Linked DNA regions of Homo sapiens: region 1 is linked to region 2. Evidence: read pairs that join two places in POLR2A ChIA-PET (ENCODE). Cell type or tissue: MCF 10A. All regions are shown on one strand. Links, peaks and the distances in the headings refer to the core of each region. The heading gives the core; the rest is flanking DNA. Region 1 has its middle 66 kb from the start of EDN1. Region 2 holds the start of LINC02530 (long intergenic non-protein coding RNA 2530).

Region 1 (15,635 bases), core at 2,446-10,445, 220 kb before region 2:
TTCTTTCTTTCTTTCTTTCCTTTCCTTTCCTTCCTTCCTTCCTTCCTTCCTTCCTTCCTTCCTTCCTTCCTTCCTTCCTTCCTTCCTTTCTTTCTTTCTTTCTTTCTTTCTTTCCTTCTTTCTTTCTTCCTTCCTTCCTTCCTTCCTTTCCTCTTTCTTTCTTTCTTTCTTTCTTTCTTTCTTTCTTTCTTTCTCTCTTTCTTTCTCTCTTTGTTTTCTTTTCTTTTTTTTTTTTATAGGGTTTCACTTTGTTACCCAGCCTGGAGTGCAGTGGTGCAATCTAAGCTCACTGCAAACTTTGCCTCCATGGGATCAAGTGATCCTCCTGCCTTAGCCTCCTGAGTAGTTCGGACTACAGACATGAGACACCAAGCTCAGCTAATTTTTTTTTTTTTTTTTTTTTGGTAGAGATGAGGTCTCACTATGTTGCCCAGGCTGGTCTAGAACTCCCGGGCTCTGGCAATCAGCCTGCCCCAGCTCCCCAACAAGCTGGGGATGAGATGGGCATGAGCCACCACACCCAGCCCTGCTTGTTTTTGCCTCTAGTGCTCTCTCTCTGCCTGGAATGCAATTCCCCAGCTCCCCTGCCACCTCAGGCTGAGTTGGGTACCCCCACCTGTGTGGTCTCCTTGGGCATCCCCCCCTCATAGCCTGTTATCATGCTGCACTCTAATTGTTGGTTTACATGTCCCTCCCACACTTGATTCAGAGTCTTTTCATCTTTATACCCTCAAAGCATATCAGAGTGCCTTGCTCATACCAGAGGCATAATAAATATTTGTTAAATGAGTCAACGAAAGACTATGTGGCTGTGGACGAGGCTGGCTTTGAGTGTAGGCTGGGATGGGGGAGTTGGAACAGTAGTGTCTGTAGCAGTAAGAGGCGGAATTAGAACTCACGAACATCTAGACATATAATGAGGTCAGGAGCTACTCTGCATTCTGCATGGGTCTTTGCATATCTCTGAATTACTTATAATACACTACCGGGCCCTTCTGATGAAGTGTAAGCTAGAAAATTCCTCCCCACCTTAACTTTATGGGCAAGCATTGAAACCTGCCCAGTGTTATTCTCACTGAAAGGCTCATACAGCAGTGACTGTAAAGTGGGTTTGGTCACTTATTTTTACTTTTATGAGTGTTTTATTTTCAGTTGTAATAGTAATCTTAGTAAGCTTTTACTTAGTGTACACTAAGATCCCAACAAACAATAGATTTGCCCTTAGCCTACGTCCACTCCCCAACCTCTGTTTGCTGAGGGATTCTCAGCCTTAAGAAAGGATGCACTCCTACACAGTCTACCTACCCTCTAATAAATGCCAAGACAATGCAAGGGAAGTAAAAAATACCAAAGTGAGAAAATACTGCTATTGTAGCTTGAAGCTTAGAGGGTACATTCCTCCCTACCTTAACTTAAATACTCTTTCCACAGAAGCAAGAAACAAAGACAGATCCCTGAAAACCAAGAGTAATAGAGAAAGTGTTTACATGAATGGACACAGGGGCATGTTTTGTTCTTTCTCAGCGATCCTTTGTTGTTGCAGAGACTATATATGATCCTGATGGGCAAGAGGGCCTAGTGATTTGTCTTTTCATTCTCCTCCACTAATGATCCTCTGAACAGTCTACTGATCACATTTCCTTGCCCTTCATTCTTTTTAAAAAGACCTTTGAAATTTAGTTCTCACTCTCCATACTCCCAATCCACCCATGGCCATTGCTCTTCCTTATGTCAGCTCTCTGCTTTCCCACATCACCTCCTAAAATGCCATTTCTGTATTTTGTTTTGAGAAAGCTATACTTGTATCTGATAGTTATGAAGTCATGTGTAATTACACTTTTATCTTTTCTGGTCATTACCACATATATATACCATATAAGAACACTGAAAGTAGTCACTCTGAAAATGAACCTCAAATTTATTTTCATGCCATGGAAACCAATGTTTCCAGAAATCATAAGTAAGTCACCCACATGGATCAAGATCATGTTTCTTACTCCCCAGCAGAAGGACTATAGCTGGCCCCTCTTACAACATTGGGGAGGGGTGCCCCAATTTCATGCTATAATCACCAGAATTTGATAGGATGCACATGGCTAAGACAGAGACAATCTGAAGATGCATGGAGATCCTGGAAATGATGCTTGCTGAAAGAAGGGAGGCATCTAGACATGCTTTGCCTCATTCACAACATTTCTATTTTAAAAATTAATATTTTAACTTTTATTTTAGGTTCAGGGGTATATGTGCAGGTTTGTTATATGGGTCAACTTGTAACTTGGAGATCTGGTATACAGATTATTTGATCACCTGGGTACTAAGCATAGTACCTAGCAGTTTATTTTTTTCCCTGAACCTCTCCTTCTCCTCACCCTCCTCCCACAAGCAGGCCCCAGTGTCTGTTGTTCACCTCGTTCTGTCCATGTGTATTAGTTCATTCTTACACTGCTATAAAAAAAAGTACCTGAGACTGGGTAATTTATAAAGAAAAGAGGTTTAATTGGCTCACGGTTCTGCAGGCTGAACAGGAAGCATGGCTGCGGAGTCTCAGGAAACTTACAATCATGGTGGAAGGTGAAGGGGAAGCAGGTGCATCTTACATGGTTGGAGCAGGAGGAAGAGAATGAAGAGGGAGGTCCTATACACTTTTAAACAACCAGATCTTGTGAGAACTCACTCACTATATGAAAACTGCAAGGAGGAAATCCACCCCCATGATTCAGTTACCTCTCACCAGGCCCCTCCTCCAACAATGGGGAGTACACTTTGACATGAGATTTGGGCGGAGACAAAAATCCAAACCATATCATTCTGCCTCTGCCCCTCCCAAATCTCCTGTTCTCACATTGCAAAATACAATTATTCCTTCTCAACAGTCCCCCAAGTCTTAACTCATTCTAGCATTAACTCAAAAGTCCATAGTCCAAAGTCTCACCTGAAATGAGGCAAGTTCCTTCAGACTATGAGCCTGTAAAATCAAAAGAAGATTAGTTACTTCTAAGATACAATGATGGTACAGGCATTGGGTAAATATACCAATTCCAATAGGGAGAAATCAGGCAAAACAAAGGGGCTGCAGGCCCTATGCAGGTCTGAAATTCAGCAGGACAGTCATTAAATCTTAAAGCCCCAAAATAATCTCCTTTTACTCCATGTCTCACATCCAGGCAACTCTGATGCAAGGAGTGGGCTCCCAAGGCCTTAGGCATCTCTGCCCCTGTGGCTCTTTAGGGTACAGCCCCCTTGGCTGCTTTCATGGGCTGGTGTTGTGTGCCTGTGGCTTTTCCAGGTACATGGTGCAAGCTGTTGATGGATCTACCATTCCAGGGTCTGGAGGTTGGTGACTCTCTTCTCACAGCTCCACTAGGCAGGGCCCCAGTGAGCACTCTGTGTGGGAGCTCCAACCCCACATTTCCCCTCCACACTGCCCTAGTAGAGGTTCTCCATGAGGGCTCTGCCCCTGCAGCAGACGTCTGCCTGGACATCCAGGCATTTCCATACATCCTTTGAAATCTAGGCAGAGGCTACGAAGCCTCAACACTTGTCCTCTGTGCACATGCAGGCTTAATACCATGTGGAAGCTGCCGAGGCTTATGGCTTACATCTTCTGGAGCAGCAGCCTGAGACATATCTGGGGCCCTTTTAGCCATGGCTGGAGCTGGAGTGTCTGGGACACAGGGAGCAGTGTTCTGAGGTAATGCAGGGCATTAGGGCCCTGGGCCCAGCCTGCAAAACTATTCTTCCCTGCTAGGCCTCCAGACCTGTGATGGGAGGGTCTGCTGTGAAGGTTTCTGAAATGCCTTCAAGGCATTTCCCCCATTGTCTTGACTATTAACATTTGGCTTCTCTTTAGCTATGCAAATTTCTGCAGCTGGCTTGAATTCCTCCCCAGAAAATAGGTTTTTCTTTTCTACAACATGGCTGGGCTGCAAATTTACCAAACTTTTATGCTCTGCTTCCCTTTTAAATGTAAGTTCCAGTTTCAGATCATCTCTTGTTTGCTCACAAATATAAGCATATGCTGTTAGAAGCAGCCAGGCCACATCTTGAAGGCCACATCTTGAATGCTTTGCTACTTAGAAATTTCTTCTACCAGAAACCCTAAATAATCATTCTCAAGTTCAAAGTTCCACAGATCTCTAGGACAGGGGCACAATGTCTCTAGTCTCTGCTAAAGCATAGCAAGAGTGACCTTTACTCCAGTTCTCAATAAGATCCTCATCTCCATCTGAGACCACCTCAGCCTAGCCTTCACTGTTCATATCACTATCAGCATTTTGGTCACAATAATTTAACAAGTCTCTAGGACTTCCAAACTTTCCCTCATCTTCTTGTCTTTTTCTGAGCCCTTCAAACTGTTCTAACCTCTGCTCACTACCCAGTTTCAAAGCTGCTTCTACATTTTCAGATATCTTTATGGCAATATCACACTCCCAGTACCATTTTTCTGTATTAGTCCATTCTCTCATTACTATAAAGAACTACGTGAGACTGGGTAATTTATAAAGAGAAAAGGTTTAATTGGCTCATATTTCTGCAGACTGTACAGGAGGCATGGCTACAGAGGCCTCAGGAAACTTACAATCATGGTGGACGGTGAAGGGTGAAAGGGAAGCCACAATGTCCTACATGGCTGGAGCAGGAGGAAGAGAGTGAAGGAGGAAGTGCTACACACTTTTAAATGACCAGATCTTGTGAGAACTCACTCACTATCATGAGAACAGCAAAGGGGAAATCACCCCCACAATTCAATCACCTCTCATCAGGCCCCTCCTCCAATACTGGGGATTAAAATTCATCATTAGATTTGGGTGGGGACACAGATCCAAACCATAGCACCATATGTTCTCATTATTTATCTCCCACATGTAAGTGAGAATATTCGGTATTGGGTTTTCAGTTCCTGTGTTAGATTGCTAAGGATAATGGCCTCCAGCTTCATCCATGTTCCTGCAAAGGACATGATTTCACTCTTTTTGTGGCTGCATAGTATTCCATGGTGTATATGTACCACATTTTTGTTATCCAGCCTACCATTGATGGGCATTTAGGTTGATTCCATGTCTTTGCTATTGTAAATAGTACTGCGATGAACATATGCATGCATGTGTCTTTATGGTAGAATGACTTATATTCCTTTGGGTATATACCCAGTAATGGGATTTCTGGGTTGAATGGTAGTTTTGTTTTTTGTTTTTTGAGGAATTGCCACAATGTTTCCCACAACATTGGACTAATTTAAACTACCACCAGCAGTGTATAAGAGTTCCCTTTTCTCTGCAACGTTGCCGGCATCTGTTATTTTTTGACTTTTTAGTAATAGCCATTCTGATTGGTGTTAGATGGTATTTCATTGTGGTTTTTGATTTGGATTTTTCTAATTATTAGTGATAATTAACATTTTTCCATATGCTTATTGGCTGCATGTACGTCTTCTTTTGAAAAGTGTCTGTTCGCATTCTTTGTCCACTTTTATGTTTGGTTTTTTGTTTTTGTTTTTTGTTTTTGGTCTTGCTCTGACACCCAGGTTGGAGTGCAGTGATGCGATCTCGGCTCACTGTAACCTCTGCTTCCCGGGTTGAAGCGATTCTCCTGCCTCATCCTCCTGAGTAGCTGGGATTACAGGTGTGCCACATGCCTGGCTAATTTTTTTGTATTTTTAGCAGACACAGGGTTTTACCATGTTGCCCAGGCTGGTCTCAAACTCCTGGCCTCATGTGATCTACCTGCCTCGGCCTCTCAAAGTGCTGGGATTACAGGTGTGAGCCATCGTGCCTGTCCCTTTGTCCACTTTTTAATGTGGTTGTGCAACATTTCTTGGGGCCAGTTCCAACTTCAGTTATGCAGCCTTTGGCTCAAGAGCCTTCACAGGATTTCCTTTGGCATTTGCTGCATTTTTGCCAATTCCCACAATATTGTTTGAACTGTAACAGTTTTTCCTTGTTTCTTTCTTTTTTCACCAACTGGGATCTAAGATTGACTTACAGAAGCAAGGTATGTCTGAAACGATTAATATTTCTCTAAGTCTCTATGTGCATCAAGATTTGTAACCTATTGTGAACTTGTGTAACAACCATTTAATCAGTGCAATTGATCAAAGTAGCTTTCTACACAAAAGTGGGTACCTGGCTATCATGTAATCATGAAAAAGCAACAACTCTGAATTTTATTATATTATATTTATGTGCTCCATTTATTATGGTGTTGCCCTCCAAAATGAAATTACATACCCAAATTAAAAATGCACTAAAATATTTTAGTGACAAGAAAATATTTTTCTTTTTTAATATCTGCAGAATGGGCACAAACATATTATACTGGGAATATTTCATTTCATTTTTAAAAAATCATAGAGGCAACATTATGCATTTAGACTCATATTGCAAAGAGCATTATTATTTGCTCTATTTTGACTCCTTTATATTTTCCTTTCTTTTTAAAAGAATATGCGTGTGTGTGTGTGTTTGTGTTGTTTTACTGTCTGGAAGATGACAAACTGTATACTTTAGTGACATAAATTACCTGAACAATTTACTGTAGATGCTCCTGGCAGAAAAGGCCACGTCACTCTTGTGTTTCCTTCTTTGCTGCTGTGAGAACGCTATGTTCCCTGGAGAGCCTGGTGAGGCCTGTCTGGGCTAAATTCTTTTCACATGCATGGTTCACTGCTTGAATACCCAAGAGGCAGAGCTTACTCTCTCACTCTCTGTCTGAGAATGGGTTTACCATTCTTGTGATTGCCCCTTGCATTCTGCTTTTCTGCCTCCAGTAATGTTTGGTATTTGATAATTTAGGGAAAAAGGACCACCAGCTATGCACTTGGACAATTATGAAATAAATGCTGTTTAGGGCATGCAAAGGTTTTATAAATTCTAGCCGGTGATCAGCTCCCAACCCAACGAATGCATTTCAATTGTGTTTATCTTTGCTTGCATATCTAGAAACAAGACATAAACACAGTTATCAACCATTTGGCACCTTTTAAATGGACACAATCATCCACTGTCTAACTTGTAGTGCTATTAAAGTTTGATGTGCAGTTGTAAGAAGCTCTGTTGTCTTCCTTTAATGGCACCAAATCAGGTACAGTCAAATGTTTGCAGACAAGATGCCAGCCAAACCTTAAAGCTGCAAAGGCTCAATCTACCTGGCCAGAAAGTGGTGGCCCCACCCGTTTCTCTATATGCATCCTAATTGTCTCTTTCATAAGTCTCCTGGAGGGCATGTGTATGAATACATTAAACATGTCTAGAAGATAATAAGTGGGGTTTAAGTAGTCTCAACTTTAGCCTTTTTGACTCAAAATATCCCAGACCTGGCAATGGAATGAGCGGGATTATCTGCCTTTTTGTTTCACGGCAGTCCAGTCATTCTGAATGTTACCTTTGGTGTTGCTCAAACACCAGGCATTTCACATGCCCTCAGCTAACAGAATAGCTGAGTATGACTGTCAGTTTCTCCCTTAGGTGGTCACTCAGTCCCAAATTTCCCATTTCTATGACTAATACCAGCATATTTAATATGACGTTGAACACCTTGACCTCCTTTATCTTCTCTTTCTCATGTTCATTACTACCATTACTAATTGTACCTGCTTACTACCACCCACAATTTGGTACATGTCTGGATTGGGAAAGCAGCCTCCTAATCATTTCTGTACATCCAGCTTTCCTCTCTGCTTTCTGCACAGCTGCCAGAACAAGCTCCTGCATATGCTGTTTGTAGCACATCCAGCGATTCATTACCAAAAACTAGAGCCTATTACTTAAGGTCTCCAACAACTGGTTTTCTTTTTAACTTCTCTCTTTCCCCTGTTATTTTCTCCTTTCTGTATCCAACTCAGTGTGCTTTCACCTCACTTCATAAGTGTTGCAAGATGTTTGCCCTTACATTTTTGCATGAATCTTTGCACCAGTCTGGGTGTTCGCTTGTCTTTTCTCTCTGCATCTCTCAAGACCTGAGCTCATCATCCACGAAACCACTCTCCTTTAATTAGGCTACCATTCTGATTACTTCTTCATTTTGCTTTCCTTGTCCCCTGTAAGTTTTTAGTCTATTGAAATTTGAGTCAAAATTAAGTAATTTTGAACCCAACGATGTTTTGTTTTATAATTATTCACAGCATGCTTCCAGTGCATTTGGAATGTACCTCAACCAAACTTTGGAATATACCTCCACCATATACATGATTAAAAACTTCTTAAAGTCACAGAATATGTCATCTACTGTTTTTTATACTACCCATATACCATGCTTCTATTCAGCCTTCGTGCAACAAATGCTCATGAGCATATAGGGGCTGCAGATACAGCAGGAGTGAGAAAGATAGGACTAGTTCTTGCCCTCAAGAGCTAGTGGGGAGTGGGCTCATCCAATTAATATCTCTGAGACACAAAGGGAATATTAGGCATGTGATTTCCAAAGGAACAAAAAGAGCATGTGCGATAACTTCACAAGCAGGAGCCAAAACAAATTCTGCATCATACCTAATGGCAAGAGAAATGAGAAAATTGCATCCAAGTATTTATTTTGAACAGCTGTGGGATGCAACAGTACAATTAGAAAATCACATGTCAGGCACTGGACACAGGCATCTGCCAGATTCTGTTGTCCTCCTATAGCCTCTCAAAATAGTAGGACCAGCGTCTGAGGGGTGTGGGGGCTGAAAATACTCTACATTTTGATCTGGGTTGTGGCTACATGGGTGTGTATATATGCAAAAAGTCAAGCCAGGTGCGATGGCATAAACCTGTAGTTCCAGCTAGGTTGCCCAGGCCGGTCTTGAACTCTTGGGCTCAAGGATCCCTTGAGGATCACTTCAGCCCAAGCGTTCAAGACCGGCCTGGGCAACATAGTAAGACCTCATCTCAAAAACAAGCAATCAAACAAATTCATCAAACTGTACCAATGTTATACCTCAACAAAAACTTTTTTAGGTTGAAAAAAAATGGTAAGAAGGGAAAAAAGCACACACTTTGCTTTGGCCATGCCTTCTTATTTATTTTTATTTTTATTTTGTGGGCATGAAGTGAGCATGAAGCCATCTGAATGAATTCTTGTCTCCTCCTGGGCATGTGAGCCTTGGGGTGAGTCAGCGAGTCTTAGAATGCTGAAGGGTTGGTATAAAGCAACCTTCAACCTGAAGAACAATAAACTCTGGCTATACCTTAGAACCACTTGGATGGAGCATCTCAAAAGAAATACCATTGCGTGATCCCCCATCCTCAGAGATCAGATTCAGCTGGTCTGGGATGGGGCCCTGTATCAGTATTTAGAAAAGATGCCACAGGTGTTTTTAATATGCAGTGAGAAATCCAAACCCCTAGTGAGCTCCATTCCCTCTATATAGAGTTAAGGAAATGGAACGTCACAATGGTTAAGTGATTTGCCGACGGCGATGCCGCTGGGTGCTCATCTCACCGTCTAGGGAGGATGTCCAGTCTACCCATGCCTGGAAGAACCACTGGCCTGACGTTACAAAAGAGGAAGTGATCCAAGCCTAGAATCAAATTCAGATGTTCTGATTCTTAACCTCTAGTTTGTTTCACTTCATCTCCCTCAAACGGAGGCATTATTATTGCTAAGAGATTTTGAAATAAAAATTGCAGCTATTGCTTTAAGCTAACTTTGAACTTGTTAAAGCAAGCCCACTGACTGGAAACATTAGAAAGAAACCAGGAGGGTGAAATTTACTCTTTCTGTTTTGTTTTGTTTTGCTTGAGACAAAGTCTCCCTCTATTGCCCAGGCTGGGACCCCAGGCATGTGATGCACCACCACATCTGGCTTTTTTTGTTTGTTTGTTTGTTTTTTAAGACAGAGTCTCACTTTGTCACCCAGGCTGAAGTGCAGTGGTACAATCTCAGCTCACTGCAACCTCCAACTCCCGGTTCAAGTGGTTCTCATGCCTCAGCCTCCTGAGTAGCTGGGATTACAGGCATGTACCACCACGACCAACTAATTTTTTCTATTTTTAGTAGAGATGGGGTTTCACTATGTTGGCCAGGCTGGTCGCAAACTCCTGTCCGCAAGTGATCTGCCTGCCTTGGCCCCCCAAATTGCTGGGATTACAAGTGTGAGCCACTGCACCTGGCTTAAAAAAAGAATTTGTAGAGACGGGATCTCACTATATTGCCCAGGCTGGTCTCAAACTCCTGGGCTCAAGTGATCCTCCCACCTTGGCCTCCCAAATTGTTGGGATTATGGACATGAGCCACCGCACCTGGCCAGTTTTTTCTTGATATGAATAAACAATGTTGATGACCCTCCCGGGCCCTATTCCCCATTCCCTTCTTCCCCAGTCTGTCCCTGTCTCCCCGTTGAGAAAATCTGTCACTTGGGTTAATACTTCTGACTCAACAGACTTCATGGCATCGCTCTGGCGCACTTCCACATTAAAATTTATAATAATTCAAGATTCCAGAAAAATGAGCAAAAAATTAGTCAGAAAAAGACTAGTGAAGAAACTGATGTATCTTAAAACATCCATTTGAGAAAAGGCTTCATCAGATCTTTGCAAGCTGGCTTAAGACTTTAAGACCGCTAGGCAATATACGCACTGCCCAATTGACTTGCCCTTAGGCCTCTCTGTAATGATAACTTGAAACCTATGTGCAACTTGTAAGACATTGAATAAATGTCTGTTTTAATGGCCTCTTTTCTGTCCACAGGAAATTTATTAGTGAGATCACCATTTAGAAGCAAATGTAAACAACCTTCTCAGAAATCTCTCAACCAAATGCACTGAACATAGCTCATTTGCTTACTGCTTTTTATCATTTTCTTTTTTTTTTTTTGAGATAATCAGGGACATTTCTGCATTCATATGTGATGACTTTTTAAAAAATATCACTTTGGGTCTGGAGAGTCATATAAGTTTTAGCTGGATGATCATTCTGTTTTTAAAAAAAGGACACAGTATATTCACATAAAAAAAGGAAAGTACATCTATAAGGTTCCGTGTCAATATGGTTGGATAATAGTACATAGATAAGAGATTCGTTTAGACTAGACCTAACCTTATTTCAGGGTTGGCCAACATGGGAATTAAGTTACAGTAGAGCCCTGGTGCTGAATAATACTCCAAATACAGCTCTGGTCTGTTGTAGAGAAGCGATACCATGGAGAATATTTCTCTATGTGCCCTCATCCTTCCTTTCTGACTTAGAGGAACAGTTGTTTCACTTTCCTTTCCAAAGCTAGACTTCTCATTTTTATTCTCTATCCTCTTGCCATCCTGCCTCCTCCAGGAACTTGTTATCTCATTCATCTCCTTTCTTTATCCTCTTCAATTTTTTTACCTCCGTTGAGGCTTTAATCTCTGCTGAAGACCTGAACAATCTACTTTTCTTTGAAGAAAAAGAAAACAAACAGAAACACATACCAAATTGATAAGCTGATGGGTGATCGTGGTGACCCTTCAAGCTTTCATTCATTTAATCCCTTTCATTTGATCCCAAATATCTAAACCAACTTGTCCAAGCTCTCTGAGTTCTCCACATCCTTTCCTATCAGTGACTGCTCTTTTCTTAAAATTCTCTTTTCTCTTAGTCTCTGGATCATGTCACAATTCTGGTTCTCATCCTTCCCTTGACTACTTTACATTTTCTTTATTGGCATTTTCTTCTCTTCCCACCTCCTAAATGCAAAGATCACTCTTTTGTCTCTTTTAATAGAGATGAGCTCTCACTCTGTCATCCAGGCTGTAATGCAGTGGCACAATCAGAGCTCATTGCAGCCTTGGACTCCTGGGCTCAAGCGATCCTCTTGCCTCAGCCTCTGGAGTAACTGGGACTATAGGCACATGCCACATGCTAGCTAAGTTTTCTTTTAATTTGTAGAGATGAGATCTCACTCTATTGCCCAGTCTAGTCTCAAAATCTTGGCCTTAAGCGATCGTCCTGCCTTGGCTTCCCAAAATGCTCGGATAACAGCTGTGAGCCACCACCTCTGGCCCAGGGATCACCCTAGATTTTACTTTTGTCTTTTTACATACTCTTCACCCAAGAACTCATTCATTCTCATAATTTCTACTGTCCTCTCTTAGTGGCATGACTTTCAAGACTGTCTCTAGTCCTGACAGCCCTTCCCAAGAGCTAATCTCACTTCTTCAATCATCTTTTAAATACTTTATTCAAATGATCCTCTGCTTCCTGCCAGAATTCACAAACTCCTGCCCCATATAGTAGCTCCTTAAAATCTTCATTTTGGCAAATGGTGCTATCTTTCTTCCAGGCAGCTAGGCTCAGAATCCTTGAGGCATCTTGCTCTCTAGTCTTGCTTGACTTCTCTGACCAATTAATCGCCTGTCAATTATTCATTTTTCTAAAACCTTGCTTTCATTTTCCTTTTATTTCAACTTTCACTGTATGATACCAAATTCTGACCCTTATCACATATGGTCAGTACTATTGTAGTGATCTCCTTGCTGATCCTATTGTCTACAGCTCTTACCTATTCATACATTTTAGACAACACAGCTGAGCTGTTCTTGAACATTGTCATTTGTATACTGTCCCTTCAGTTGAATTGGGAACACAGAAAAGCTTTAAACCAAATGCACACATTTCAGATATTCAACAAATGTTTGTTCATCCACTTATTCATTCATCCAAGCAATATTTGTAAAGTTGCCAGCTGTTTGACAAACTCTGTTAGGTGCTGGAGTATACATGTGAATAAAATGTGGTCCATGAGCATAAATGCTCTTGTGTTTTCCTTGCTGAATAAATGAACATAAGGAGGAAGGCAAAACAAGTGTCCAGGGATATGGTACTATTTGAGCAGTGTTGGGAAAGCATGAGTTTTGCATGCTTTCCCAACACCATGAGGTGTTAGTTTGAATCTAAGGATCGTATTGTACCAGTTCCATGACTGCAGTCTATCAAGCAAGAATGTTTATTAGTTGGGGTTCTTTAAGAAGCAGAAGCCAAGATAACAGATTTATTGGAGGAAGAACTCATGAAGGTTAAAGAAAGAAGGAGGAGTAGGTAGGGAGCCCCTTAGGCCATGATGTTGGTCTGACCCCTATGAAGGGAAGAAAGAAGGAAGAAGTTTTGGCTAAGGGCACTCTCAGATTCCAGAGCAGTTGCAGGAATGTTTTGGCCAGGTTGATGGGAGTCCTCCAGCCAAAGTGCAAGAAGACCTGCATCTCACAGGAATGGCATCTGTGCTCAGCCACTGGGAAAGAGCAGTTTGGAGGAAGTGTGGTTCTGACAAGGAGGTTGGGGATCCAGAAGTTAGCGGCTGGGCCAGCATTCAGGTGAGCTCCCTGCAGCAGGACACCTGAGCAACACACCATGCATTTGACTGATACCAACAGAAAATTCAGCTGACACTTGCCACAATAAAGAGTTAACAAACTTTCTCTGTAAAGGGGCAGATAGTAAATCTTTTAGGCTCTGTGGGCCTTGTAACTCTTGCAGCCCAAGAGATACCATTGACATGAATGAATAGGCCTGATTGTATTCCAATAAAACTTTATTTACAAAAACAGACAGCGGGCCAGAATTTGCCTGTGGGGCATAGTTTGCTGACACCTAGTTTAAGTGAATAAGGTGTTGTTTTCCTTACACAATGGGATGTCTGGAGGTAAGAGAGTGTAGGTGAAACTTCAGTGGCTCAATATGACATAAGACTTCCTTCTATACTTTTGCTTATGTATTCTCAGCATTTCTAAAGACAGGAATGACTCCTCTGATGCCTGTCCCTTATTTAAGAAGCCAAATTATTCCCCTCAAATCCCCTAGCATTAAAGAACTAATTAATTAATTGGTGAAATATTTATTGAGAAGCTATTACAGGCCAGGTATTTTTCTAAGTGCTCCGGCAGCACTTAGAATTTTTAACAGAACAGAAAAAAATCTTCGTTGAAATGAAAGTGACACTCTAGTGGGAAGGGGGAGAAAGACGGTAAACAACATAAATAGTGAAAAATGTAGTAGTAGATGATGATAGATGCTATAGACAAAATAAATCCAGGAAGAAGGGAGGCTGTTCCAGGTGGTGGTAGCGGGGAGAGGTTCCTTTTTTAATGGAATGAAAAGCTGTTACTGAGAAGGTGACATTGGAATAAAGACAAGAAGGTGTTAAGAGTAAACCATGCAAATAAATTGGGCAAATATTTTCCTGGGAGGAGGACAGTGTATCAAATGCAAAGGTCTGATGCAAGGAGATTAGCGTAGCTGAAGCAGAGGGAGCTGGGGCATGGGAGAGGAGAAAGTGAGGGGCCAGGTCCTGTAGAGCCTTCTGAGCTTCTGAATGATTTTGGCTTCTACTTTGAGTGAGATGAGAAGCCATGAGACTGTTGTGAGCAGAGAAGGGACACCATCTGATTTACATTTAACAGACTCACTCTGGGTACTGTGCTGAGACCATGTGGAAGGGAGTGGCAGGATGGAAACGTGGAGACCCATTAGGAGGCTTCTAAGCTAGAAATGCTGGTGACTTGGACCAGTATGGCAGCAGTAGAGCTAGCAGAGACCAAGGATTGATTGATGATATAGAACAAGCTGCTGCCCAGTCTGGTCTCAAATACCGGTCCACAGCCTGCATGTGGCCCAGGATGGCTTTGAATGCAGCCCAACACAAATTCATAAGCTTTCTTAAAATATTATGGGATGTTTTTGTGATTTTTAAAAACTCTTCAGCCATTGTTAGTGTGTTTATGAGTGACCAGAGACAATGCTTATTCCAATGTGGCCCAGGGAAGCCAAAAGATTGGATACTCTTGATACAGAGTGTGAGAGAAAGAGGGGCAAGGGTGGCTGAGTTTGCAGTTCTGTGCACCTGGAGCAATGAGTTGCTCTTTACTTGCATGACAAGAACGAACAGAGGCAGCTATAGCCAGGAAGTACAGGAGAACAGAAGTGGATATGTTAGGCTGAGATTCTTAGTAGCTACCCAAATAGGGATGTTGAGTAGGCAGTTGGATACTTAAGTTCTGATATAGACTAGAAGTCCAGGCCGTAGATGTAAATTTGGGATTATTCTGCATACATATATATGTCATTAGCTAGAACTTTGTCATGTAGTCAGGCCATCTACAGCTGCAAAGAAGGCAGAAAAGGAGAATATGTACCATCTCCAACTTCCATCGAGAAAGGCAGCAGACAGAAAAGGATGGGAAGGTCTGCTGGGTCATTCAACCAACAATGTCTGTATTACCTAACTTCTCAGCTCTTCCTGTACAAAATAAGAATAATAAAGTCTACTTTATATGATTATGGTCAAAATTACATGAGATAAGCTATAGAAACAGGCCAGGAGCCATGGCTCACGCCTATAATCCCAACACGTTGGGAGGCCGAGATAGGCAGATCACCTAAGGTTAAGAGTTCGAGACCAACCTGACCAACATGGTGAAACCCTGTTGCTACTAAAAATACAAAATTAGCGGGGCGTGGTGGCACATGCCTGTAATCCCAGCTACTCTGGAGGCTGAGGCAGGAGAATTGCTTGAACCCAGGAGGTAGAGGTTGCAGTGAATGGAGATCACACCATTGCACTCCAGCCTGGGCAACAAGAGTGAAACTCCATCTCAAAAAAAAAAAAAAAAAAAAAAAAATAGGAAAGAAACATAGCTCCTGTTATAATAGGACCTTTAAATATAGAAGTTCCCCTTTCTTTCCTTTCTGTG
Region 2 (15,635 bases), core at 2,999-10,998:
GTCCTGCTCTAGGCTGAACATTCTGGAAGGATTCCCAGAAATTAATTAAAGGAGCTTTCAAAGGAGTAAGTACACCAGGAAAGAGGAAGATGTGGGATCCAGGTAACAGGCAATCTAACACATGAGAGAAATGAAAGAAATTCCCTAGTGGAAGAGAAGAAATGCTTGCTCCAAGAGGATATTGTGTAGCAGGCCTGGAGGGCAATCAACTCGTGTGAGAGCAGGAGGAGGAAGGTTCTGGAATATTGACTTCAGGAAAAAGATGAAACTGATAGGTTTAACTGATGTATTTAACTACATGAAAGGGAGTTTTACTGATTATTGGTGAGTTAAAGGATGAATTTGTGTTAGCTGCATAGAAAACCAAGCAAACTAAAAATCAGAGCAATAATTGACTACAGGAAAAATGATCAGCTATACAAAAAGGGAAACGAAATCATAGTATCCTACATGATTCAATTATTAATAATTAGGGTAGGAATGAAGAAGCATGTAAGAATGTTAAGCACTCATTTTCTGAGCAAAATGTCAATAAATAATTAACAACTTTAAAATTGAGAAATGCTGGGCGCGGAGGCTTATGCCTGTAATTCCAGCATTTTGGGAGGCCAAGGTGGGAGAATCACTTAAGGCCAGGAGTTAGAGACTAGGCTGGGCAACATAGTGAGAACTATCTCTACAAAAAATTAAACAAAATTAGCCTAGGGTGGTGGCATGTGCCTGTAATCCCAGCTACTCGAGTGACTGAGGTGGGAGGATCACTTGAGCCCAGGAGGTCAAGGTTGCAGTGAAATGAGATTACACCACTGGACCCCAGCCTGGGCAACAGAGGGAGATCCTTATAATAAAATAAAATATAAAAAATAAAATAAAAATAAATAAGAATAAAATTAAATATAAATACAATTCAAGAAATTATCATATAAGCACATAATTATTTAAAACATGGTACTAAATGTTGGAAGATAGCCAATGTTCTGATTGAAAGTTCCTACCTTCTAGTCCCATATCATCTGCCTCTTAATAATGGCAAAATGAATCTGGTTTTTCAAGGAGGCAATAATTGATTCTGGGGCTCTCAAAGATCTATTATTAATTTTTCTGCCCATGATGTATAAAACCAATTTACTTTATTGGATATGTGCATTTTTAGCTTTATGTAAATGCTATTACTCTCTTAGTATTGTGATATCTAGATGCTCCAAATGTCTCCCCATGAGCAGTACCATGTTCCAGAGGATATGCTTAGTGCTAAGCTATTATCTGCCATTCCTGATAATGGATTCCCTTTCAAAACTCAATAACCTGGCATATACATGAAATATAATAGCAATAATAGCAATTCACACATTTTTGTCTCCTGTTCACTCAGGACCTACCCCTGTCAGTATCTTTTGAAATGTCTTCTAATTTCAAAATAATAATAATTATTGAAACCTGAGAAGAATGGAAGAGAGTGGTTTTGTTATCCACATTTACATGGGTCATTGCTAACTCTTTGCTTTACTTCTTGCTCTTTAAAATTAGAGCACTTTATTTTCTATCTTCAGGAAAAGCTAATTAGGGAAATAAAATGCCCTCAAAATTCTTATTGGCTTTCTGTGCTACTGTGTTCAACATGAACTAAAGCTTAACAATTAGTTCCTATTTTCCTATAGTTCTAATAATTTTTATATCCTTCTTTCTTCACATATGTGTGTGTTTATTTTGTGTATTAATATACATATTTACAATAGACTATAAAAGCTATGTCCATGCATCTATGTAGATATATATATATTTCAACCACTGTATATTATCATTATATGTTTTCATCCAATTATAAAAATATAAAATATTATTGATCTATAGCACTCTATTTTCCCATAGCTGTCCATTTCAGTTGAGGTTTCCATGACTGTTGTTTGCTGATAATTGCATGCATTTACTGATTTGCTTATCACTTCCTTATTGTACTACCTACTGTGTCATTTGTAATGTCAACTACAAATACGTTTTGAAAAGAATGAGATACAAATAAATCTAATAAATAAAATATGAATCAAAAAACTGTGTGGAAAAGATATTTATGGCATATATTTAGGAGGCTTTACTATGTTCAGGAGATGATACAGACTACTGAAACCACAATTGATAATATTTTATTAAAATTAGATGCTTGGATTATGATCAGTGAACCGTATGCTTACATATGCCAATGGCTTTTAGTTTAATCACTTTTGTCTAAACCTATCATGTCTTAAATATATGTTGATGCCACGGTAGTTCTAGAATATCTAAAATTTCTAGCCCAATGAGAAACAATGCCATTTTATATTTTTATACATTTTTATAAATGTTAAAAATGTGGATAAACAGCTATCAGAATGGAGTTGCTAGTCAAAGTCTACAATCTTTCAATGCTCCCTAGCCCATCTCTCTAGTATGCATTCTTATTGGCCCATTTCCAAAGAGCTGCAAGTTTGTGTTGAAAGCCGTGGGCACATCCCTGTGACTACAATGCTATGGTACAGTGGACAAAGTCCACAGAATTCTCCCGAAGGTAGAAAAGACATTAAATGGCTTTCTTTCCTTGAGTTCTTAGCTGGAGACAGAACAAAGCAACCTGTTCACTGCCCTCTACAGAAATTTGAATCTAATCAAGGGCTAAAAATTAATCATGTTTTTACAGGAAGAACGACATCAGGAAGCTTTTCTAGCTGGGGGGAAAAATGAGGATGGAAATAAAGCAATGCACTTCACAAATTTGAGAGTTCTGAAAATGACTCATCAAGCAATCATGTCAGGAATGCCTGGCTGTTAGCAGATGGCTGGTTGGGGTGTCAGACCAGCTTCTTGAGATCCAGGTTGAGGGATAGTGTCTCTCCTTCAGAACAGACCTTGGTGTAAACTTGCTGGGATCCACTCCAATCTAGGGATGGAGACTGTGGTCTTCTAAGGGGAGTTGGAGGGTGCTGTGCTCTCAGCTGTTGGTTGAATTTGGAAGGAGGAGATTTGTCTCAACACTCTTGTCTGTATCCTGAAACAATAGAAGCAGCCCTGCCTAGTGTCTTGGTGGGGCTCCAAGTTGATGCAGCACATTTTTGGAAGTGCATATATTTCTGGGAGTGTGGGTAGTGATTCAATTCATACAAATATATGCCCTTAGATGTGACAAATACCACCTTGTCTATTACCTTTTAATCTCAGTTAATCATGCGTCATGATTAATTATGATGCTTCTTATTTACTGTATAATACAATGTAACTTTTATATCATTTAATTTTTCATGTAATTCTCTTATCTACCTCAGCCAACTGTTAAGCTCATTAAGAGCAGGGATCGTGCTTTTTACTCTTTTGTGATCCCCCCACAGCATCTTATTATCATCTTTTCAACCAAAACATTGTTATTAAGAGTCTCTGATGTCCATGGACTATTTTTTCAGAGGTGATAGTTGTTATAAAATAAAAAACAGACTGTCATAACATAACACCAAAACTGGCTTGTGAATATGGGTTGTAGTACACTTATTTGGAAATAAGCCTTAAGATTGGGTTATTTAAGTGGGGTACCTACTAATGTAACTATTCACGAGACACAAGAATCATGACAGTAATAATCAGGGACGCATTATTGAGTTTAACAATACCTTAGAGCAGTGTTTCCCAAACTGCCCTCTTTGGTGTGACAGTTACAGCATAAATCAGTAAATCAGTAAGTGTTCAATGCACACAATGTTTGAATGATTGAGTTTGGGAAATGGTGCCTATTATATCACTCATATGAAAACTTCCCAATGTGTGTAATTATAGTAATGATTCTGTCAAGTCTTCTGTTAAGAAATCTGCTTAACTTTGTTTAACTCCATGTATTCTTGCAGGCCACCCCCCTTTAATTTTTAATGACTTATGAATTTTTCAAAAGGCACTCGTGTTCCAAGGAGCACCATTTGGAAAAGGTTCCCTAAGGAGTTTATTCTTTATATCAGTTATTTTTGATGACAACAAAGGGGCTTGTTGGGGAAAACCACAGCTGCTGTCTGTAATGAGAACGACATGCAGTTTACTCTGCCTGTGTCATTGGTACACTGTCTCTCCTTCCTGAGAAGCAGACACCAACTTGTAAGCAGGAGGGTAAGGGAGTAGTTTTTAGGCTAATTTTTATCTTTTCCCCTTCTCCCCCACACTTACCAGTCTTGCCTGTCCTTTTTTGTAGTGGAGTACTCATTTCCAGATTCTCATCCCATATTACTAAATGTCAACAAATTATTAATATGTCCTTTAATAACCACAGAAATGAGTTGTTGCTTATTGTTGAATCTGTTAATCCTTTCAACTTGTCTGTGTTCTCTCCGTAAGATCAATATTCTGTGATATTTGAGAGAGAATGAAAGAGACATAATACCTGCTCTCTTGATAGTTTTTTCCCTTTATCCCCTAGAATATTTTGTGATGATTAATAACCCATGTCTTCAAGTTCTTCCCGCAACTACCTTCATTGCCTTATCCCATAAACATGTTCAAGTCTCCTTTGTGCTAAATCAAACTCTCTTGACTCTGCTTGGTTATAGCATTGTTCTTCTCATTCTATTTTCGGCCAAATTTCTAGGAAAAAGTTATTTCTACTGTTTCTACTTATACCTCCAATTTATGCTTCAGTCCCCTACAATCTAGTTGATACCACATGCTTGTCCAACCCACTCTACTGGTATTGTTCTACGAACACCAATAACCATATCTCTGTCGTCATCCTGCTTGATTTTCCTGCTGCTGTAAATCCATTAGCCAGAGTCTTCGTGAATTCTATACTCTCATGGTTTTAGTTATACCACAGCTTCTTGGTTATTCTCATTCTCGGTCACTTCATGAGATTCTCTCTGTCCATCCAGCCTTAACTTTGGTGTTTCCTAGTGTCTGTTCTTGTTCACACTCCTCACTCTACTTGTTCTTTCTGGAGAACTTATTCCATTCTCAAATATTTAGCCTCTTTTTGTTTGCTGATGACTGGCAATTGCCAGTCTTTAGCATGGGCGTCTCCCCTGTATCTCAGACTCATGGAATCAAATGTCTCCCCAACACCTTTATCTGGATGCATAACAGGAACTCACACTCAACATATTCAAAATAGAATTCTTTATTCCTTCCTCCTATCTCACAAAGATTTACTCTTCCAAAGGCTAATCCTTACCACAGTTGATGGCAACATCATAGTCTTTGTCATCCCCTACAGAAACCTGTGTTCCACCTCCACTCTCCCTGTCACCTTCTTCTCTTTTCTTTCTGTCACCTTCAACATGAATGGGTCACTTAACCCTTTCAGTTCTATCACCTTGCCATACAGAATAGCCTCTGAACGGTAGTCTCGCTCATTCTAATTCATTGGCCTGTTAGAATAATCTATCGAAAATATAAATCTTGCTAGAAACTGGTGTGAGATTCTGATAGGCTACTGTCTACAGCAGCAGTGCTCTTTCAGGTAGGCTACAAATTCTTCACTTTTTCAACTACTTATCTCTGTGAGACTGGATTTTTTCAGACGTTTCAACGAAATCAACATAACACAGCAGATTGAATGCAGAAACAGATTTGAGAACCCAGCTGTCTTCTGTTAAGCCAGACATTAAAGAGACTTGCAAAAATATAAAGCGATGCCACCCTTCTCACTAAATTTGTTTCTTGTTTTGGAAAATATAGCTTTTTATAAAAATATGTTACTTAGGTTAACATGTAATAGAATTGCTTATTGTTATTTTAAAATGAAAGAATAAATAAATATTTTTAAATGCCTCAGTTGTAATGTCTAACACAGTAAATAGAGATTGATGGAACTCATGTATACCAAGTTAACTGGAACAGACAAGGCCTAAATTTTGTTTTTAAAGCTGATACACTTATTCTGTTTATGGCAAAAAGCCTACCAGCCTGTATGAGTCAGCATCACTTTATTAATTATGAGTGGGCCCCTTTCCACCTTTAGACTTGAAGCTAAAACTGAAATGCTTAGGTCATTAATCTTTGTACTGCAATGTTCATGTAAGAACTCATGCCTGTGGAATTCTCTAACTGAATCAGCAATTTCAAGAATTTTGAAGAATATTCTACTAAATGTCCCACAGGCTTAATACCTTTCCAACCAGTACGCGCAACACATAAATAAAAATAAATCAGCATGATTTGCTAACAAGGACTTAGCCCTGATCTGCTTTTACTACTAAACGGGAATGGAAGCCATGCGTGCTGAGAAAAACATGTCTGGTTACACAGTTTATAGTTTACAGAGTTATTAGTTTCCAGTTATGATGCATGAGGATCTGAAAGTAATGATATATGTATAATGATCTGAAAGTAATGACATTCTTCTATTGATAAGAAGAACAATATCATGATTCTGGTTAATATGCATATATGTACATAGCTATGAATGTGTACAGGTATGGGGATGTGTACTGTTATGTGTATATGTATGGGCATGAGTGTGTACATGTGTAGGACTATGGCTATGCATCTGTGTATGTGTACATGGACAGGTATGTGTTTGTGTATGTGTATGGGTATGGACATGCATGTATGTATGTGTATGGCTGTGTGCATGTTTATTGGCATGTTTATGGCCATATGTCAGTGCATGTGCATGGCTACAGGTATATGTATATGTGTATGTGTGGGTATGGGTGTGCGTGTGTCTGTGTGTACGTGTATAGCTATAGTTATGTGTATATGTACAGGTATGGCTGTGTCTGGGTATGTGTATAGCTATAGGTATGCAGTAATACCTGGGTAAACAAATCTTAGGGGGTGGGCATGGAGATAGGTTTCATTCCTGACAACAAAATGTTCTGTTATTCCTTAATCTCCTTCTGCTTATTACCCTATGTTCCTCCTTTCTCTTTTCCCTCCCTCCTTCCTTTCTGTCTTATTCTTCCTCTATGTCCAGCAGCTCCCAGTCTTAGCTTTCAGAGGCTGTCTGCCCCAGGTCATGTGTGGCTTCTGGGGAAAGGAGCCTACTGACACTCCTCAAAGTCAGCGGGCCTGCATTCCAGGCACTGCTGCTCAGAATGACGCAGGACCCTCGCAGCAAGGGATGGCCTGCGGCTCCCAGGGATATGCTAGAACACTCAGATGCAATCTGACAGGCAGCTTCAGTGATTTGAAGGAATTCACAAAGAACGTTTTGCCCCTCCTGGGTGAGTTGAGCTCCCTGAAACTGTCACTCTCCTTTCCCTCCATTGCTGCGCAAGGGCAGGTTGCAGACCCTAACCCACACTCTTTAGACAAAAATAGGGCTGTTTATTTGCCTGAGAGACACAAGGGTTTGAAATGTCTTAAAATTGTCCCTCATCATATGCCATTCAGTTAACCTTCTCCCAAATCTCACATCCCCATCCCCAGAAAAAGGAAAGAGGAGGAGAAAGAGGAACAGGAGAAGAAGCAGATAGCACTGTAATCTCCTTAAGGTAACAAAATATTATCTATTTCATAGTGAAAAGAGGCACTGAATGACATCGACTGTTGAGTCTCCTTGCATATTTGGGTCTGATTTTTATTGCTTCTGTGAAGGAAATTGATTAGAGAAAAAATGAAATCCTACTCCTCTCTATTTTAGTGTAAAATGTGCCCAGAATTTTAGGTTGATAAACAACTGAGATGTATTATTTTTTCAAGGCAAACATGTCTTAGGCTTCCTCCTGCAGAACCCTTGTAAAGTGAATCATTCTCTGAGTTTACTTGCCTCATATGAGTGATTTAATCCTAAGCTGCAGATGAGTATGAAATTGACTTTTTGAAAGTAAATTTTGTGTTTTATGTGTTTCATGTTAAGGACTGGCTGCTAAAAAAAATCATTGACATTTGACTCATTAAAATTTCCAAAATGTGCATGTGCAAGATTTTGAAGGTATAGGTCAGGTTATTCAAGTGTAACTTAAGCCATATGCCACAAACTTCTAAGAATCCCATTGAACAAAGATGACAACATTATTACAAATAAATAAATGAAGTCAAGAAAATTTACATTAATCATCTTAAGTCTACTTTGGATTTTGAGCCCAATAGTTTATCCTTAGGGCAATTCTTTCTCTCTCTCTCTCTCCTTTTTCTCTCTCTCTAACAAAGAGCCAGAAAATCACTTGTCAGCTTGAGAAAACCCATCCAGAAATATTCACCAATTTGTGTTTCTCAACAATAGGAGAATTGGCATTGTTAAAGAATGTGAAGACCCCTCCTAATTTTAGGTGCATGTCTGGGCATTCTGAGGTTTGCTCATCCCCTGGGCAACCCAGAGCATAATATTTTATTGTGTTACGTCCTTTAATGGCTTTGGGTTTGCACTACACCAGCATAGCGCACCCTAGTACTGCTGATTTTCAATGACTCAACAGGTTCAGACTCATAGACAAGAATTTCAGAACCATCGCCCAGGCCTGAATCAACCAGGACTAAATCCAATTCATCACCTTGCAGTGAGATTTGTTTATTCTTGTTCCAAATGTGGTTCAAAGAAAAACAAAACCTAGGGAATCTTGGTACAATTTGTCAGCTTGCAAATAGCAATTATTTTAATGACACTATATAGAATAGACTCGGTCACCCTGCCACTACTAGAATTCTTTTGACTTCTTTTACTTGACCAAGAGAGTCAGAAACAAGTCATCAATATTATTTATTGTTCTTAAAGAAAAAAAATGAATAATATACAAAGCCTTTCAGAAAAAAAAGATGGTACATCAGAATATTCATAATCCTTCCATTGTCTCCGGTTTTTGTTATTTAATTCTTACCCTGTTTATGGGTGCTCTTTGGAGCCCCATTTGTGTTTATTGGCAGGAATTATCTCAGGGAACATCTGTCTCATATAAATCTCCATTGAATTTTTTGGACCTTGGTTGAAATGGTACTAATCATATTATTGATAAATTACCACATATTGTATCATTCAACTGCAACTCTATTCTGGGAGTAGTAAATCCTGAAACTCTGGAAGTGGTCCCATTGACAAATTGGGTGTTGGGGTCCCACCAGTAACTCTTTGCAATTTTTTTTGAGACAGGGTCTCGCTGTGTCACCCAGGCTGGAGTGCAGTTGTGCAAACACTGCTTAATGCAGTCTCAACCTCCCAGGCTCAAGAGATCTTCCCACCTCACCCTCCTGAGTAGCTGAGATCACAGGGGCCACCATGCTTGGCTAATTTTAAAAATTTTTTTGTTAAGGTGGGGGTCTCCTTATGTTACCCAGGCTAGTCTCAAACTCCTGGCCTTAAGCGATCCACTCGCCTCGGCCTACCAAAGTGCTCGGATTACAGGCATGAGCCACAGGGCCTGGCCACTCTTTCCAAATTCTAACATCTCTAGTGAATGCCATTTTTCTCACTGACTTTGAAGATGATCCTTCCCACCACTGATGGAATAAAATCCCTAAGAAGGGCAGATGGGTATGGGGGATGGGGGATGGTGAGGAGATAGACTCTTCCCCAGCCACAACCGAAACTCTTACTGCCCCTGACTATTTCACAGTACAGCAAGGACACCATAAACAACCTATGATTTCCAAAGGGTGCTCTACCTTTGCTTTAAAGATAAATTTAAAAAGAATCTTTCCAACCTCTTGGAAAGAATTACTGATAGGCAGAAAAGTCTATTAGAAAACGCCACAGCTTGGAAACCATGGAAAGTTTCTGTTTTTGTGTGATTTGAGCTGGTCAATGTTGTGGAGTAAACTGATAATTCTTCTTCCCTGCCAGCATTAGGAGAAATATCCTTTAGCTTCTTTCAAGAGAGCGAGGCCCGCCTCTGAGCTTAAATCAACTACCTCAGGACACTGGATGATGCTCTCACTGTTTATAGAGACGGTTGGAAACAAGTCTTGCAAGGTATTTGGATAGAACTGACTGTTGTGGGTCAAGACCACAGCTATACAAATTGTTATTTAAAAACTATGACATCAATTGTGGTATTTCTTAGTGTTAGAGTGAGATATTTTTTTTTATGTCCTTTTGTGGGACAATGTATTTGCTAGCCATGAAAACTCTCACACAGCTTGTCCAAACACACTTTGCCTGTGACATGCAATCCATCTTCCTTCAACTGAGGTAAATCATTTCTCAGAAGTCTACAAGAAGCTCCAAATGAGGCCAGGCACAGTCGCTCACGCCTGCAATGCCAGCACTTTGGGAGGCCGAGGCGGGTGTTATCAATTGAGGTCAGGAGTTGGAGACCAGCCTGGCCAACACGGTGAAACCCCCATCCCTACTAAAAATACAAAAATTAGCTGGGCGTGCTGGTGCGCGCCTGTAATCCCAGCTACTCGGGAGGCTGAGGCAGGAGAATCGCTTGAACCAGGAAGGTGGAGGCTGCAGTGAGCAGAGATTTTGCCACTGCACTTCATCTTGGGCAACAGAACAAGATTCCATCTCAAAAAAAAAAAGAAGCTCCAAATGCCAATCATGAGTAAAGAGATAAGCCATACTTAAACTGAAGTTTGGTTGTTTCCATGAGCAGGTAGGTTACTAAAGTGAACATCTTGGAGATCCCATACAACACATGGATCAACAGAGCCGCTGATGAATTAAACACTCTGGTATCTGAGCATACAATGTTTTGTTCTGCTTGTGATGGCAGGAGTTAACATTTGAGTCTATTGAAATTCAAATAGGGCCTCCCTTAGCAATTTATCCATGTCTATCTTTGGGATTTATCTATCTCAGTTTGTGTCCCAGTCATATATGAGTCCCTGCTCTAACTCTAACCAGACAATCTCTAACATGGATATGACTGGTTAGAGACAATAATACCCATGTTGGCTGGATACAGGTCTGAATTCCTTTTCCTTACTCAGTATTACTCTAGTAAGAAAGAGTGCATACTCTTGGTAAATAAATTGTTAATGAGTATAAGTAGATATTGTCTGAAGAATATTTTGTTTCTTCTAAACAGGCATACATTTATACAGAGAGACATATGTTGATGACTACATTCTTAGGACTGAGAAACTTTTTGTTCCTGTTCCTGGGTAAATGATATTTAATTTATTTTGGAGAAAAATTTCTATTATTGGTTTTTCACACTTTCAAAACGCAGGACAGACACAAGGAGACAGACTGGTTGATTTTTGGAAGTAATTTGATGTTTCTCTAATATTGGCCTTAACTTCCAATTGATGTTTAAGCTAATTTTCTTTTAAAAGAGAAGTTAGTTACTGCCTCCCTTAAAAAAGAAAAATAAAACTCCTAAGAAACCTATCAAAATATCAAAATACTTTATATAATTAATTACAAGTTAATAGTTATAGCCAATAATTAAAATTGTAAATCTTAGATGTATTCAGTGATCCTCTGAAAAATGTAAGCTGAAATTTCACTTCTTTATTGGATTGCTCTCTGTTCTACCAGGCTTTGTCTAATTATCAAAAGAAAAGTAATATAAACTATACTTGATTAAACATTGTGGACAGAACGAAAACCCCAAATAATTTCTTTTTACCATGCAGCTCCTAAGGAAAAATACCTTCAAAATGCTGCAAGCACAATTTATTTAAATCACGCGACTTCCAGGTCTATTGCATCCAACAGATGGAGAGGACTTTTTGCCCTGTCCAGACAGACACCAAGTTTAAAAACATGTTTAAAAAGCCCAAGCACCTTTTTGATCTAACTTTAAAAAGCATTGTCAATGTCAAGAACACGGTGACTGTGGCTTGTTTATTATGCTAGGAGGAGTCTTCTATGTTGTATTGTTTGTGTGGTATGAAGTGACATTGTATGCCTGCTGTCCCTCTGGGACCCTCATGAAAAGGAGGTATTTATGTCCCTGCCTGTGCCCGTAAATGAATTGCCCCCTAAAGTAAATATAATATATAAAGCTATGTCTGGCTCCAAAGTCATGCTATGTGCCTCCCTCTGGCTATAGAGGAAGTTACTCTTGCTTATCAGAAGGCCAAATTTGGCGTGGCATTATTAGGTTGCAGGCAATATGGTAATGGGACCCAGAGAAGTGGTTTTAACCAACAGAGAATGCCTCTGAGCCTGCTGGCTGCCAGGGGAAGTGTACATTACCTTACCCTTGAGCTCGGAGAACTTATGTAAATGCAAAGAGAAGTCAGATCCTTTGAGAATTGGCATCATATCACTAGTTCGTGCAGGGGAAGTGGTTAAAGACATCAATGTGAAAATACATTTTCACTTCCATGGCATGGAAGTTGGAAAAACTAGAATTTATTTTACTTTCTTGCTCTAAATCAATCAGGAATTACTAAGCTCCCATGAGGAAACCAAATATGCAGGAAGTTAGCCACTTGACATGACTGCGGCCACATTTCAAGCTAGACAATGAGACAGGACAATAGAGAAGGAAAGTCAGGTTGAAATTATATGGCTTCATGGCTGAACAATGCCATTTATTTCCTCTTCCTGATGCACAGCTTCTGCCCATGAGCCATCAGTTCTATCCAATTCTTTTCTATTTCTCCAGGTTCTTCAGAATATTTGTGTCTGATGTCAGTTGTTAGTTCAATTGCATTGTTAGAGTTAAATAACATTGCTTTGAAGCCATGAACATATGGATTAAAATGCAGACTCTGCTGCTTGCTGGCTCTGTGGCTTTATACGGCCTTTCTGAGCCCTGCTTGTTTTATGAAAACATCATACAATCTATATTAAAAGTTAGATGGGCCTGGCATGGTGGCTCACGGCTATAGTCCCAGCACTTTGGAAGGCTGAGGCCAGCAGATCACGAGGTCAAGAGATCAAGACCAGCCTGGCCAACATAGTGAAACCTCGTCTCTACTAAAAAGACAAAAAATAACTGCTCATGGTGGCGTGCACCTACAGTCCCAGCTACTCGGGAGGCTGAGGCAGGAGAATCGCTTGAACCCGGGAGGCAGAGGTTGCAGTGAGCCGAGATTGCCCCACTGTACTCCAGCCTGGTGACAGAGAGAGACTGTCAAAAAAAAAAAAAAAGTTAGATGACACCTGAAACACAGAGTAGTTTCATGGAAAGTGAAGATTTGAAAGCAGATCATCATTATAAGATATGAGAAAAACAACTCATCAAAAATATTTTAAGAGAAAGCATTATTTTAAGAGAAAGCATTAAACTGAGGTATATTTTGTTAATTACTATCCTAAAACTTTTAGTGCTTACCACGTGTAATGTGTTGGCATAATAGAAGACATAATTTCTCCCAAAGGCGTCAAACTTGTCCTTGATACTCAAGTGAAGATATTGGTCAGATGTTACTGATTTTAATTTAAAATTCAGAAATAGAAATATGCCAGGCACTGTGGCTAATGCCTATAATCCCAGCACTTTAGGAGGCAAGGCGGGAAGATCACTTGAGCCTGGAAGATTGAGGCTGAAGTGAGCTATGATTGCACCACTGCACTCCAGCCCAAGCTAGAGAGAGAGAGAGAGAGAGAGAGAGAGAGACTCCATCTCAAAAAAAGAGAGAGAGAGAGACCCCATCTCAAAAAAAAAGAGAGAGAGAGAAAATAAAGTTTCAGAAAGACTTCTGAATCTTAAAAAATTAAACATAAGTCTATGAAAACATAAGCAATAGTCTCATACTATTGTATGAGTGGTCTCTTCTTTTCTTTCTCTCCCAAGGATATCCTTCTCAGCCTAAAACACTTTTGTCGACACTTCGCCCAATATCCATCACATTTTACATCTGCTAAGAATTTTAACTTTTATTGTCAGTTTAACCAACAATTCAATAATATAGAAAGCGGAAGAATCAGGATTGATTCAGCCAATTCAAACTTTACATACTGAGGCATTTGCAGCAAATCTAGTAAACATCTTTGGATTTTCCAGAAACTTAAAGCAGTCTATTTGTTTGTGTCTCCCTGTTTTGTTTTGTTTTTTTTTTTTTTGAGGTGGGGGTCTCGCTCTGTTGCCCAGGCTGGAGTTCAGTGGTGCAACCATAGCTCACAACAGCCTCCGCCTCCCGGACTCAAGTGATCCTCCTACCTCAGCCTCCTGAGTAGCTGAGACCACACGTTTCATTCACCATATCATCTCAAAGCTTAAATAAGAGCCTGTCAAGCACCAAATAAAGTTGGAGTAGGAAGAGTGGTGTCAAACTTTTGAAGAGAAAGTTTTAAACTGAGCATTCCAAGAAATAACTGGTGTTTTCTCTTCCTCTTGCTGATTGGAGAAACTGAAGGATGGAGCAATTAAAATTTCCCAACCCCATTCAGTGGAAAAGGAAACATACTGTGGAAAGAATTGCTAGCAATTGTAGTCAGTGTCCATCTCTATGGATTTGGCGTGGAAATTCACATTACAACAAGTGAAAAACAACTCACGGTACCCTCAATACAATGGGCATCGATTCTGCTTCCCTTGGTGATTTAAAAACAAATCTGGATCTGGATATATGTGCTTTAGAAAATGCAATTTGTCGACTTGGTTGTTACTATATGGCATTTGTAGAGCTTGACTTAGGCTTGTCTTAAAAAAAAAGCTTCTTAAAACTGTATGCCTTTATCAGAAGTCGCCCCTCGGCTATTTACAAGTGCCATGGTTACAGACCTGCTAGACTGATGATATTCACATGCAGGAAACAATGCAAGGAAAACAGGATTTGCACGGCTCCGACTGCACTGGCCCAAGAATTCCAGGAAGTGATTGTACTTTATGAAACCGTCTGTGCTCCGCTAGATTGTCTATAGCTTTTAAGGTCAAGTCCTATCACGGCGAGTTTGCAATGCCCTTTGTAACAAGGCAGAGTGTTTATGAAGCTGAGTACATGCTGTATTGTTTATCAGCCCAGGCAGTTGAAAGGTGCGATATTCCAATCTTGTGGTTCAGGATGGCACTGGGAATCGATCACAGGCTTTTCTGACATAGGCTTGGGATTAGTTCAAAGAGTCCCTGGCAACAGTGACCATGCGACAGTCCAGCACATGGAGAAAGTCACGAAGCCCACAGTCCCTGACAGGAGAGATGGGTTTGTGTGGGAGATCAATGTGGGGAGCACTGTGAGTTTATGTTTTAAGATCCCTGTGCTTCCTGCTGTAGCTGAGCAGTCTCCTTGGAGAGTGAAAGGTGCTGGCGTACAGTAACTGCTGATTCTGAGAGTACGGAAAGGAGAGTGAGACAACAATGGAATTTATTTCTTCGTAAGAGAGCTGGGAGGCAGCCAGGCATTCCAGGCCCTTGCTCTCGAATTCTTTGATTTCTCTACATGCATAATGACTAGAGACTCCTGTTGCCTCTGGACTCGGGGATACTGGAGCCGGACAGTGGACGCCCAAACCGCTCATGTTACTCCACAGCCCTGCCTAATTTTAGGCGCCAAGGCTGGACGTGACTGACCAGACTCCTGCTCGCTCCCTCTCCACGAATGATGTTGGTCCCTGAAGCTAGGTTAAACAAGCAATAGTCCACAGCTATTGTTAAGGACGCTGTCGTGATGGAATCAGCTGGGCACTGGGCATCCTTTGCACTCGGAGTGATGGCGGCTAGCCAGGCATCTGTGAACTTTCTGGAGACATTTAGGTGTTGTGTACCAAAGTCACGGCACCTTAGGGGCAAGCATGATCCCCCAGTGTTTTCAGATGCGTGGACTGAATGAACCTCAGTGAGTGACTGCTGATGTCAAATCAATCAATATCGATTTAATGAAGTCTGTTAGTTTATAAGTCAAGTGACTTGCCA

Evidence for each region. Peaks named below come from ENCODE experiments on the same cell type or tissue, not always from the same donor. Only the 100,000 strongest peaks of a DNase experiment are listed, where the experiment ranks them.
Region 1: POLR2A ChIA-PET joins it to region 2 with 21 read pairs; 2 of 35 experiments call an interaction of 5 or more read pairs at or near these places.

The regions. Positions count from the first base shown.
Region 1 is chr6:12,348,079-12,363,713 of GRCh38, forward strand. No RefSeq gene overlaps it. Among named protein-coding and RNA genes, the nearest start is that of EDN1, 66 kb to the left of the region's middle. RefSeq lists an enhancer at 15,538-15,635. In MCF 10A, for the core only: no CTCF peak of the experiment used is centred there; DNase peaks (open chromatin) are centred at 2,753, 5,833, 6,623 and 7,423.
Region 2 is chr6:12,570,597-12,586,231 of GRCh38, forward strand. LINC02530 (long intergenic non-protein coding RNA 2530) reads right to left here and starts at 14,808. Exons shown (of 2, transcript NR_149140.1): 1 at 14,508-14,808; 2 at 12,172-12,911. In MCF 10A, for the core only: no CTCF peak of the experiment used is centred there; no DNase peak of the experiment used is centred there.